Linked DNA regions of Homo sapiens: region 2 is linked to region 1. The links are chromatin contacts, found by Hi-C or POLR2A ChIA-PET in ENCODE. All regions are on one chromosome and are shown on one strand. The core of a region is the stretch at or near the end of the contact, and the rest is flanking DNA. Distances in the headings are between cores, read along the strand shown. Region 1 holds the start of ERVMER34-1 (endogenous retrovirus group MER34 member 1, envelope). Region 2 has its middle 20 kb from the start of RASL11B.

Evidence for each region. Hi-C counts contacts between places; a loop is a spot of excess contacts on that map. ChIA-PET counts read pairs that join two places held with the same protein, here RNA polymerase II (POLR2A). Pooled maps may share reads with other maps.
Region 2: a map of mammary epithelial cell shows a loop between it and region 1 (2.7-fold over the local background). The contact joins the enhancer-like site here to the promoter of ERVMER34-1 in region 1. A Hi-C loop is called at or near these places in 2 of 168 maps with a recorded cell type or tissue (kidney and mammary epithelial cell), 1 of 37 single-sample maps with no recorded cell type and 2 of 50 pooled maps. POLR2A ChIA-PET finds 5 or more read pairs at or near these places in 1 of 52 experiments (H1).

The regions. Positions count from the first base shown.
Region 1 is chr4:52,748,471-52,753,516 of GRCh38, forward strand. It overlaps ERVMER34-1 (endogenous retrovirus group MER34 member 1, envelope), which reads right to left and starts at 2,955. Exons shown (of 3, transcript NM_001242690.2): 1 at 2,873-2,955; 2 at 2,460-2,599. It overlaps LOC107986281 (a long non-coding RNA gene), which reads left to right and starts at 2,497. Exons shown (of 2, transcript XR_001741691.2): 1 at 2,497-2,953; 2 at 3,564-5,046.
Region 2 is chr4:52,839,873-52,844,918 of GRCh38, forward strand. No RefSeq gene overlaps it. Among named protein-coding and RNA genes, the nearest start is that of RASL11B, 20 kb to the right of the region's middle. Within about 2 kb of position 2,144, at least 6 of the 41 ENCODE cell types and tissues checked have a DNase peak (open chromatin) inside an H3K27ac peak, as active enhancers do.

The DNA of each region.
Region 1 (5,046 bases), core at 1,705-4,204:
CAGATTTCAATGGGTACGGACATTTGAACTGTTACCTACTTAGGCCATGGAATGTCTCAAGTTACTCAAACTCACCCGCAAAGGCCTTGCGTCACTTGCGTTCCTCCTGATCTCGAAGGCAGGTGTGCACACTTAGCAGCTGGCTGTTGCTACCAATGGATTCCCAGTTGTGCTGCCTTTGCCTAACCTCTACATGCTCTCCCAGGCATAACCACAGAAACCTTCACTGAGATATTGAAATTAGCATTAACCACCCCACACACCTGTTTTTATTTACTCAGTTTTGACAAGCCTTTCCGTGTATATTGCTGTGAAAACAATGAGATAGCTGTAGGTATTCTAGGACAACTTTCTTCCTCTCAGGTAAGTTGCATAGCATATTTTTTTTTCTTTTTTTTCCTTAGAAACAGGGTCTCACTCTGTTGCCCAAGCTGGAATGCAGTGGTGCAAGCATGGCTCACTGCAGCATCGAACACCTGGGCTCAAGAGATCCTCCCACCTCAGTCTCCCCTGTAGCTGGGACTACAGGCATGCACCACCATACCTGGCTTCCTTTTTTAAAAAAAATTATTTTTAATAGGGACAAGGTCTGGCCATGTTGCCCAGGGTGGTCTCAAACTTCTAAGCTCAAGTGATCCTCTCATCTTGGCATCCCAAAGTGCTAGTATTATAGGTGTGAGCCACCATGCCCGGCCTCATAGCATATTTTTCATGTCAGTTGGATCCCGTGGTATCAGGCATGCTCCTATGCCTATGTAGTGACCTCAGCTGCCATCCTAATTGACAAAGCCATTAACCTTACAATAGGTTCTCTTATTTACCTTTGTTTCCCATTCTGTGTCAACTCTTACAGTTCCATAAAAGAGTGCCTTTCTACTTGACAGACCAACCCCTCCTCATCTTGCAACTCTGTAATGCTCTAAACCTGTACCTCTCCCTGATGGAGAACCCCACTCCACATCACATGATTGCCTTACAGTCACAGAGTTGGCTTCTAAACCACAAGAAGACCTCTTAAGATACTCCTTGAGCCATCCACACTTACTCTGGGCCGGGTGTGGTGGCTCACACCTGTAATCCCAGCACTTTGGGAGGCCGAGGTAGGGCAGATCACCTGACGTCAGGAGTTTGAGACCAGCCTGGCCAACATGGTGAAATCCCATCTCTACTAAAAAATACAAAAATTAGCCAGCGTGGTGGCTTGTGCATGTCTTCCCAGCTACTCGGGGGATCACTTGAACCCAGGAGGTGGAGGTTGCAGTGAGCCGAGATGGCAGCCTGGGCAACAGAGCGAGGCTCTGTCTTAAACAAACAAACAAAAACAGACTTACTCTATCCTGTGACAACTCTTATAAACAAAATTCTCAGAAAGATAATAACCAGCTATGACATAGTGAGCTTGTACACTGGTGAAAGAGAAAACGTACACTACTTACACTGACTAGGTATACCCTGGGACTCTGCCATGTCCTTGGCAGTTTGGAAACCCCATAGATGATGATGATGATGATTTGAGACGGAATTCTTCTTATTATTATTATTAATTGAGATGGAATCTCACTCTGTTGCTCGGGCTGGAGTGCAGTGGTGCGATCTCCGCTCACCACAACCTCTACATCCCAGGTTCAAGCAATTCTCCTGCCTCAGCCTCCCGGCTAGCTGGAATTACAGGCATGCACCACCACGCCTGGCTAATTTTTGAATTTTTAGTAGAGATGGGGTTTCACCATGTTGGCCAGGTAGGTCTCGAACTCCTGACCTCAGGCAATCCGCCCACCTCGGCCTCCCAAAGTGATGGGATCACCGGAGTGAGCCACTGCGCCCTACCCCCCCATAGATTCTCGACCTCAGCATATACTCCCATCACCAATGGGCATATAATTGTTATCCTATTACAGTCTATTTATTTTCCTACATAAATTATTATTGTTCATTGCGCAACACTTAGGAAACTGATAGAGTATCTTTATGGAATTGTAGGGCTGAGAAAGCTGCTAAATGGGCAGGCAAAAATGGACTCCCTGTCTCTCCTCCACCCAGCTTGCGACCCTCCTCTTATCTCTGACTCACGTTCATTGTCGGGCAAATGCCCCACAACCTAAAACAGACATGGCTACCAAAGGGGGCCAAGCAGTTATGCGATGGATTAGACATGGGACCAAATGGACTTCTTTGGCCACTGTGCTCACAAAGGGGAGACATAGGAGAAGCTCAGGAAAAAATAAAGCGTTATACTCACAAGTCCTAAAGACAGGAACCATGCCAACCATACAGGGCCACATGGGAAAGACACCAGGATGGTCAACAGGCAGAAGATCATCGTGAGGGAAAGGTTCAGAGCACAGCCTCTATTGCCTTCCTGTTAAGCGAGCAGGATTCAGACACCAGGAACCCTCCGGTCCCACTGGCCACGTGCTCAGGGCTGGGTAATTTCCTCCCGCTCAAGGGTAGGAACATACCTGCGCTTAAAACTGAGGCTGCCGCACCTCCGCAGACGTAGACAACGAATTCCTGGAGCCCAAGGTCGGCCGGGGTTGGGTTCCTGTCGCCGCACGCGTGGCCCGCCCGAAACCCGCTACAAAGTAGCGGCGTGTCTGCCCTAGGGAGGCAAAGCGCAAACTTGTTACCGCGCCGGGACCTGCCCCGGGATTCTCCCAGCGGCTCCGCAGGACGCAGCGCCTGTGCCTCGCGCGGCCCTGGGACGGGCACGGCCGTCCGCCCCCTGGGCCGCCGAGGGCTGCTTTACCCCTCCGTTCTGGCCGCGGGCAGCAGAGGAGCTCGGGGCGGGCAAAGCTCGAGGGGACACGGGGCGAGCCCAGACCCTGCCTGGGAGCCCTCCCCGCCGGAGACCAAAGGGCAGAAACGCACTCACAGTGCAACTCCGAGGGATAAACTGGCCGACGATCGCCGCCAGGCCAGAAGACCAAGAAGAAGGCTCGCGGCGGGAACTGAAGTGAGCGGGGACACACGAGGGCTGGGAAGATCCTGGGTTGGGGCGGAGCGGGGCTGGGAAGATCCTGGGTTGGGGCGGGGCGGGGCACCGCAGAGCGGACAGCCGGATTCAGGCACCAGGAACCCACCGGTCCCACTGGCCAGGTGCTCCGAGCTGGGTGATTTTCTCCCGCTCAAGACTAGGAACATACCTGCGCTTTCGGCGCAGGGAAGACTCTGGGCGAGGGCGGGGCTGGGAGGAGGGCCGCGGGGCAGGCAGCCAATCCCAGGAAACTTCGGGACGAGGGCAGGACGGGGGCTGGACGGGCCCAGCCATTGGCCACCTGTGTCCACTGCCTGCCTAGGTCTGGCTTCCTAGGTCTGGCGGGTGAGACACAAGGCGAGCCTGCACGAAGCATCCTTCGAACCTCAGGTACCCTGGGCAGGAGAATCGGCTTCTTCAGGCATCCTGCTGGGCCTTGGCCCTCGTCGATCTGGTTCTCTCAGCCCCTCGGTTTCTCCCCTGGGGAGACTTCGCGATTACCCTCTCCTCCCCTTGGCGCCTAGGCTCTCAGTCACGCGACCGCCTAGAGCCCTGAGCTGCTATTTATGCCGCGTTTTTATTCACTTAGGTATTCAGCACGCCTTCATCAGGTGTGTACTCTGTGCCAGGCAATCTTCTAATCCTTAAATGGACGAAACAAAGGCCTCCCTTGGACTGACATTTTTAATGAAGAATAAAAACCCATAATGAAATATAAAAATATTAACGTTATAAGAGCTAAGGGAAAAAACATGTGTTACAACTTGAAAATACAAAAATAGGAAATCATCTTTCTCTGTGGACGAATGAAACCCCTGATTCTAAGAAACAAAGAAACAAAACTCATCATGACTGGTGTTCTGTACTCTTTGGAAAATACGTTTTACTGTAGAAATGACTAAATGCGATGAAAGACTCTTTACCAGAAGCAGTGGCTGGTTGGCGGCGCCTGTACGCCTGAGGAGCACCCTTTTTGTGTCCATGTTTGATAAAGCAGAAGAGACCTAAAGAGACAAGGGGCGGCCGGGCGCGGTGGCTCACTCCTGTAATCCCAGCACTTTGGGAGGCCGAGGCGGGCAGATCATCTGAGATCGGGAGTTCGAGACCAGCCTGACCAACATGGAGAAACCCCGTCTATACTAAAAATACACAATTAACCGGTTATAGTGGCGCATGCCTGTAATGCCAGCTACTTGGGAGGCTGAAGCAGGAAAATCGCTTGAGGCAGAGGTTGCGGTGAACCGAGACTGCGCTATTGCACTCCAGCGGGCAACAAGAGCCAAACTCTGTCTCAAAAACAAACAAACAAACAAACAAACAAAAAAAAAACCACAAGGGCCATCGCTCTGGGGCGTGGGACATATGGTCCGCAGTTGGGATACTAACTGTTGTATGGATGGGGGAGTGGTCCTCAAACCCTGGAGCTTCTCAGTCCCTGCCTCTTTCAACCTCTAAATGGGCCCACTGCTTTTCCCTTCCCACTGTTCTGCCGGCTGGAGCACCCCCAGCACCAGCAGCGCGGCTCCCACGCCTCTGGTCTGGGCTCTGCCAGCCCCACGGGTCTAAGCTCTCCCCAGGCCATTATTTTTTGTCTCCTCTTTCTTCATTGAGGTCCTCTCTCTGTCACTTGCTCTTTTGCCTGGCTCAAGACATGGGTTTAAACACTGTTTATACTACCCCTTGCTAATGTTGACTCACTACCCCATATCTTTTTCTTTTTTCTTTTTTTTTCCAAGTAGCACTCTTTGAGATGTCCTTTTATTGATGTTTCTTTACACGTTGTTTTTACATGCATTACAGTGTGATGAACATATCCATCCACTGAAATAACATTATTCTCAACTACGCAAAAGAAAGCAATACTCTTAGAAGAATCCTTTCTGCATATGTCTTTAGACACTTTTACATTCATAACACTGGTCACCAACCCATTTCTATGTTTAAGTAACTTGACTTTTTCTCCTTCTCCCTTTCTCTACCTATTAAATTCACATTTTATTTTACCCCAAGCTACTTTTACCTAGTACAGTGTCTATGTTTTTCACTGTAAGATTGAGTAAGGCCAGAGATGA
Region 2 (5,046 bases), core at 894-3,393, 91 kb after region 1:
GGCACTGGGTTAAGGGATGGACCACCCTCACCTTCCCACAAAATCCCACCCAAACCACTTCTTACTTGGCATCACTGGGGACCACACTGGCAATCACTGAGCCAGGGATGGTGCCACCCTCAGGGTCGAGGGTGGCTGCAAGTACTCCCTTCCACATTGAGAAAAAATAGTGACTTCATTCTTTAAAAGCAGTACATGCATATGGTATTGGATTTTTGGAACCTCTCTACTTCGGTTCAGATGCTAGAAGTATAAGCTCTGCACCTCAGTTTTCTCATCTACAGAATGGTCATCCTAATAGTTCCTACCTCTTAGGTGTGTTGAGGATTAAATGAGTCTATAAATGTGAAGTTATTAATGTGAAGCAATACCGGGTATGTAATATGTGCTAAACCAGTGTTAGCTATAATAAAGATATTTTTTAAGTTTTAAAATTCAAACATTATAAATGGGTATCCAGTGAAAAGTAAATGTTCTTTTTACCTCTGATCTACAGGCCCCTCATTTTCCTCCCCAAAAACAACCACTGTCACCAGTTTATTATGTATCACTCTAGAGATATTCAAAGTATATTTATTTATAGATATAGCTACTGAAATAGATAAACAAATGGAGAAAAAAGATAGATACAGATAACTCCCAATTTAAAACAACAACAGTAAATATTATACCCTGGCCTGCATTTTAAAAAATTTACATTGAAAAAAATGTGCTGTAAATAAAACATATTTACAATAAAAAGATTGTTCCTTATCAGTCCCTACAGATTCAGCCAATCTTCTCACCAGCTGTACAACACCCCCTTCATCTGGATGTGCACGTGGAGTGATTCATTTAGCCAGACCCCTGCCGATGGGCAATTAGGGGGTTTTTCACTCCCTTTCCTTTGATCACTCTGGCCCTTCCCCCTTCCTTTCCTTCATTGCAGCTAAGTGGGAGAGGCCTTCATGAGTCTCTTCATGAGGGCGTTGATACAGATCCTCGTGTCTTCTAAAATGATCAGGGCCAAAGTTATTTACAGAAGTGACCGGGCAGCTTCTAGCAGAGGGTTCAATTTCCAGCCTACTGCCCGTACTATCCATAAGAGAGGAATTCAGAGCACCTGGGTCTTGCCAGACTTACAAAAGTTTATCAAGTTTTAAAATGTCTTTAAAATATCTTCAGATTATTTTTCAGAAGCCATGTCACGAAGATATAGAATCGATGTGTATATAATTGTAAATTACATACAGATTATAATCTGCAGGTGTATTTGCATACCGACCTTGTTTTTCCAGTCTTTGGGAAGTCAAAGAACAAGTCATTATACTTGCACAGCCACTTATCTCAGTTTTTGATTTTTTTAAGTTGCTTTAAAAGAGCACTTAATTTTAGTACTGCAATAATGATGGCTCTGGAAAATAGTCTCCCTCCACACCCAACAGGCTTTGAAATACAGGAATTTCAGGTATAAATAACAATTGGCATGTTACAGTATTGTCCAAAGATTCAATAACAAGTCATGAAAAAAAAATGTTATGTCTCGATTTCTTTCTAGAACAGGAAACATCTTTTTTTTTTTTCTGAAAGCTAAGCCCTGAAGCAAAATTTTGAATGTTGGTAAATTTGTCTGAAATAATCAAAAGGTCATCTGGGAGGTAGCTCTGTAACAATCAAAGGTCAAGGTTTTTGGCCAGATGGGTCTGCATCTGAACCCCAGCTGGCTGGGCTGCTCCATCATTTTTTATGTGGAACCTGGGCTATGGGAGCCCCAGAAACCTCAGCGACCTCATTTTTGAAATGGGACTAAGGTCTACCATGAAGATCAAGTGAGGACTGAAAAGCACTGTGAATGGGCCTGGCCCGTAACAACATCCTGTGTTCATCACTCAAAGTACCTGACGTTACTCTGTTTCTAAGCCCTTGGAAGCACGTGGATGAGAGAAAAGAGACTGGCTGCCTTGCTTGTTTCCTTTTTAATTCTGTCTTAGTAGAATGGGAGTGAGGGAGCCAGTCCCCGACCTCACAAAGGGCCAGTGTCTGTGGGCTCGGTGATGTCTGGCAGGCCCATTAGTCTGAAATGGGACCCTGCCAAGTTTTCATATGGTTTTCATATCACCAGGCTTGTTTTGACTTCTGCGAGCTTTCTTGCCACAATCCCTCTAGAAGCAAGGAAGTGCAGGTGATATGAAGCAAGGCTGCCTGCGCAGAGGCAACCAACGGTACAAAGACAGAAACACCTCCAGGGCCTTGCGGAATCCCTGAGAACTGTCTTCCCCAGTGACTGTCTTCCCCACTGACTGTCTCCTCACTCCCCTTCCAAGTCTCCCAGCCTCTGGCATGCGTCGGCCTCTGAAGGACTCTGTCCGGTCTGCTCTTTCTTCCCAGAGGAGGATGGGCAGTAGAATTGGCAGACGAACAAAAGCCATTAGCAGCGTCTGGTCTGGCGGAGGCACAGCATTTGGGGCAGTCCTGGGCTCCACCGGTCCGACGTGGGCTGGGCTGTCCATCAGCTGCCTTTTGACAATTGCACCCCAGGTCCCTTCCAGCTTGGGCAACTGGTTGTCCAGAAATAAAGTTGGGTTAAATTAGGCTCTTCCTAGGTGCTATGTAAATGGAGTGGGCTCTTGATGTCGCTTGTGGGTCCTTTGTGGCAACAATAATAATGATAATAACTAATTCACAAATATTTATTGAGCTCCAACTATATGCCTGGCATTGTACAAGTCCTGAACAAAACAAATAAAAACAGCCAAGGCTTGCTGTATTGACACTGTTGCAAAGAACTTTTCAGGTATTATTTTAATTAATCTGCTCATTATCCTTGTGAAATGGGTATTGCAATTACTCTTCTTCTTCAGATGAGGAAACTGAGTCTCAGAAAGATTAAGCAACTTGCCCCAAATAACATCACTAGAAAGGGGGCCACAGGTAAGGTGGTGGGCAGGAAAATGAAGCCAGGACCCTGACAACATTGTGCAGCTTTTGTGACTGTCTACCAGGGGCAGCCTGCAGCCTGAGAGTGCTCCTCTAAGACTTCGGTTCCAAGCTGCTGCATCTAACCTTAACTGATGCACTGTAAAGACCTTTCCAGCTGGGAAATCCTGACTCTGTAAACACAATGTCCTGCTTGCCTCTCAGCCCTTTGTGCTCTAACCTTTACAGCTTTCACTTCCGCCTCAAACTGGGGGCTTTCTCCAGGCTAAACAAAGGAGAGGGGTTCTCAGCCCCAGAGCAGGAGAGCCAGGCTTCCCTGCTCTTGCGACCACTAACTACTAAGTCTTCCTCTTGTTTTGAGACTAAGCTGCCATTCCCACCACACCCCCTCCTTCCAACCCTCCTCCCCCAAGGCCCTGTCTTGCTTCTCTGTCTGCTGCTGAGTTCCTCTTGAACATGGCTCCAGCTTGGAGTTTGCTAATAGGGATAGGAGGGAAGGAGAGAGGTTTGGAAACTCTGGGGGATCCTATTGTCTGCTACATGGAGAAAAGCTTCCAATGAATGGCTCAAACCGGTCAGTTTTGTGGGAGATGGGAGGATAACACTTTTGCGTTTTCAGGCCTTAGGTCTGTTATCTAAATTCAAGGAAGTGGGAGAGCATAATCTCTTTGACCTTCATTTTCTACTCCAGACACTGCATCTTTATCATAATCCAGATGTGACTAAAGCTGCATCTCCTCCTTAATCTCAGTTTCAAACATCCCTCATGCCCCACATCTTCTACTCCCCTAGCTGGCTTCCTCTAGTTGCTCAACAGAAACCATTCTTTGGCCCTAGTGGGTAGAAGGTCCCATTAAGTTTACTGCCCTCATCTCCCTCCTTTCCTCATTTCTCCAGCTGAGTGTCCACTATCCATGTCTAGAGTCACTTCTTTGCAAAGACCCTCAGCCTCTTTACCTCTCTCTCTTCGTTTATTATCCTGGCAGAACACAATCTAGTCAAATCCTATTCTGTGCCTGCATGCAGGCCAAATGACAAGACCTGAGAAAAATACTCAGCCATGCTGGCTAGTCTCATTTTATGTTCCTGACCACCAATCTCAAGTCGGTCTTGAGTTTGCCCAATAATCCTACCATGTATCCCTCGTTTATTTACGTCCTTCTACCCCACCCTGTGACTGTTTCACACTTTTTCCTCCTTCCTCAACTCCACAACACCTCCTTCCCCATCACCATCTCAGCTGCTGCCCTTGCTTTCTGCTTCACTGAGAGGATGAAACAGTCAGGGGAGAACTTCCGCACTCTCTCCCCATTCGCATCCACCCTCCTTCCGGCTTCAGCATCCACATTCTGACTTCCTCCTGAAAGGGGCAGTGCCAGGGGCAGTGCCAGCTGCATCAGAGCTAAATGTTTTCCTGAAACTGTCAACAAACTTCCACTTCCTCTATTTCATTGGCCAGGACTGTGTTATAATTGTCCTCACTATGATAGAGATTGGGAAATGAGAATTTACCTTTCTTTGCTTCTGTAACAGAATCTGTAAAGGCCCAGGAGTTGGGATTGGCTGTTGGATTAGACAGGTAATCCTGTCTGCCACAAATAGTCTTATTCCCTAAGACTCATTCATGGCAGCAAGGTGGTTTCCTGTATTTAGTACATTCTTTCTCCTGAAGGTTCCCTGCCTCATCAAAGTGTGGGGCCCTCACAGGCACTGTTGTCCTAAGTGAGGGAATGTTTTTCAGCTAAGCTAAGAAGGAGATAGCTATTCCAAGCCTTTTGACTTCCTAACTCTAAGTCTTAACCTTAATCAACACTTTATTAAATTGATCAGACTCAATTCACAACCAAAACATGAGTGTGTGGTTTATGTTTATATTCCTTTCTTCAGGATGTGTAGATAGTTTCTTTTCACTCCCTCAACTACTCATTTATGATGGGAATTGAGATTGGTTTCTAAAAAAACAGAGGCAATGAAACTATACACTAAGCAATGATAAAAGAACAAAGGCTTAGCTAAAGGCCTAGCAATGAAGGTGTGAACGAGTCATACCAGAATATTCAAGATGAGGAATATGGATCCAGTTAAGCATCACTCTTAGGTCTGAGATTCCTGGGAATTGTAATGAATAGT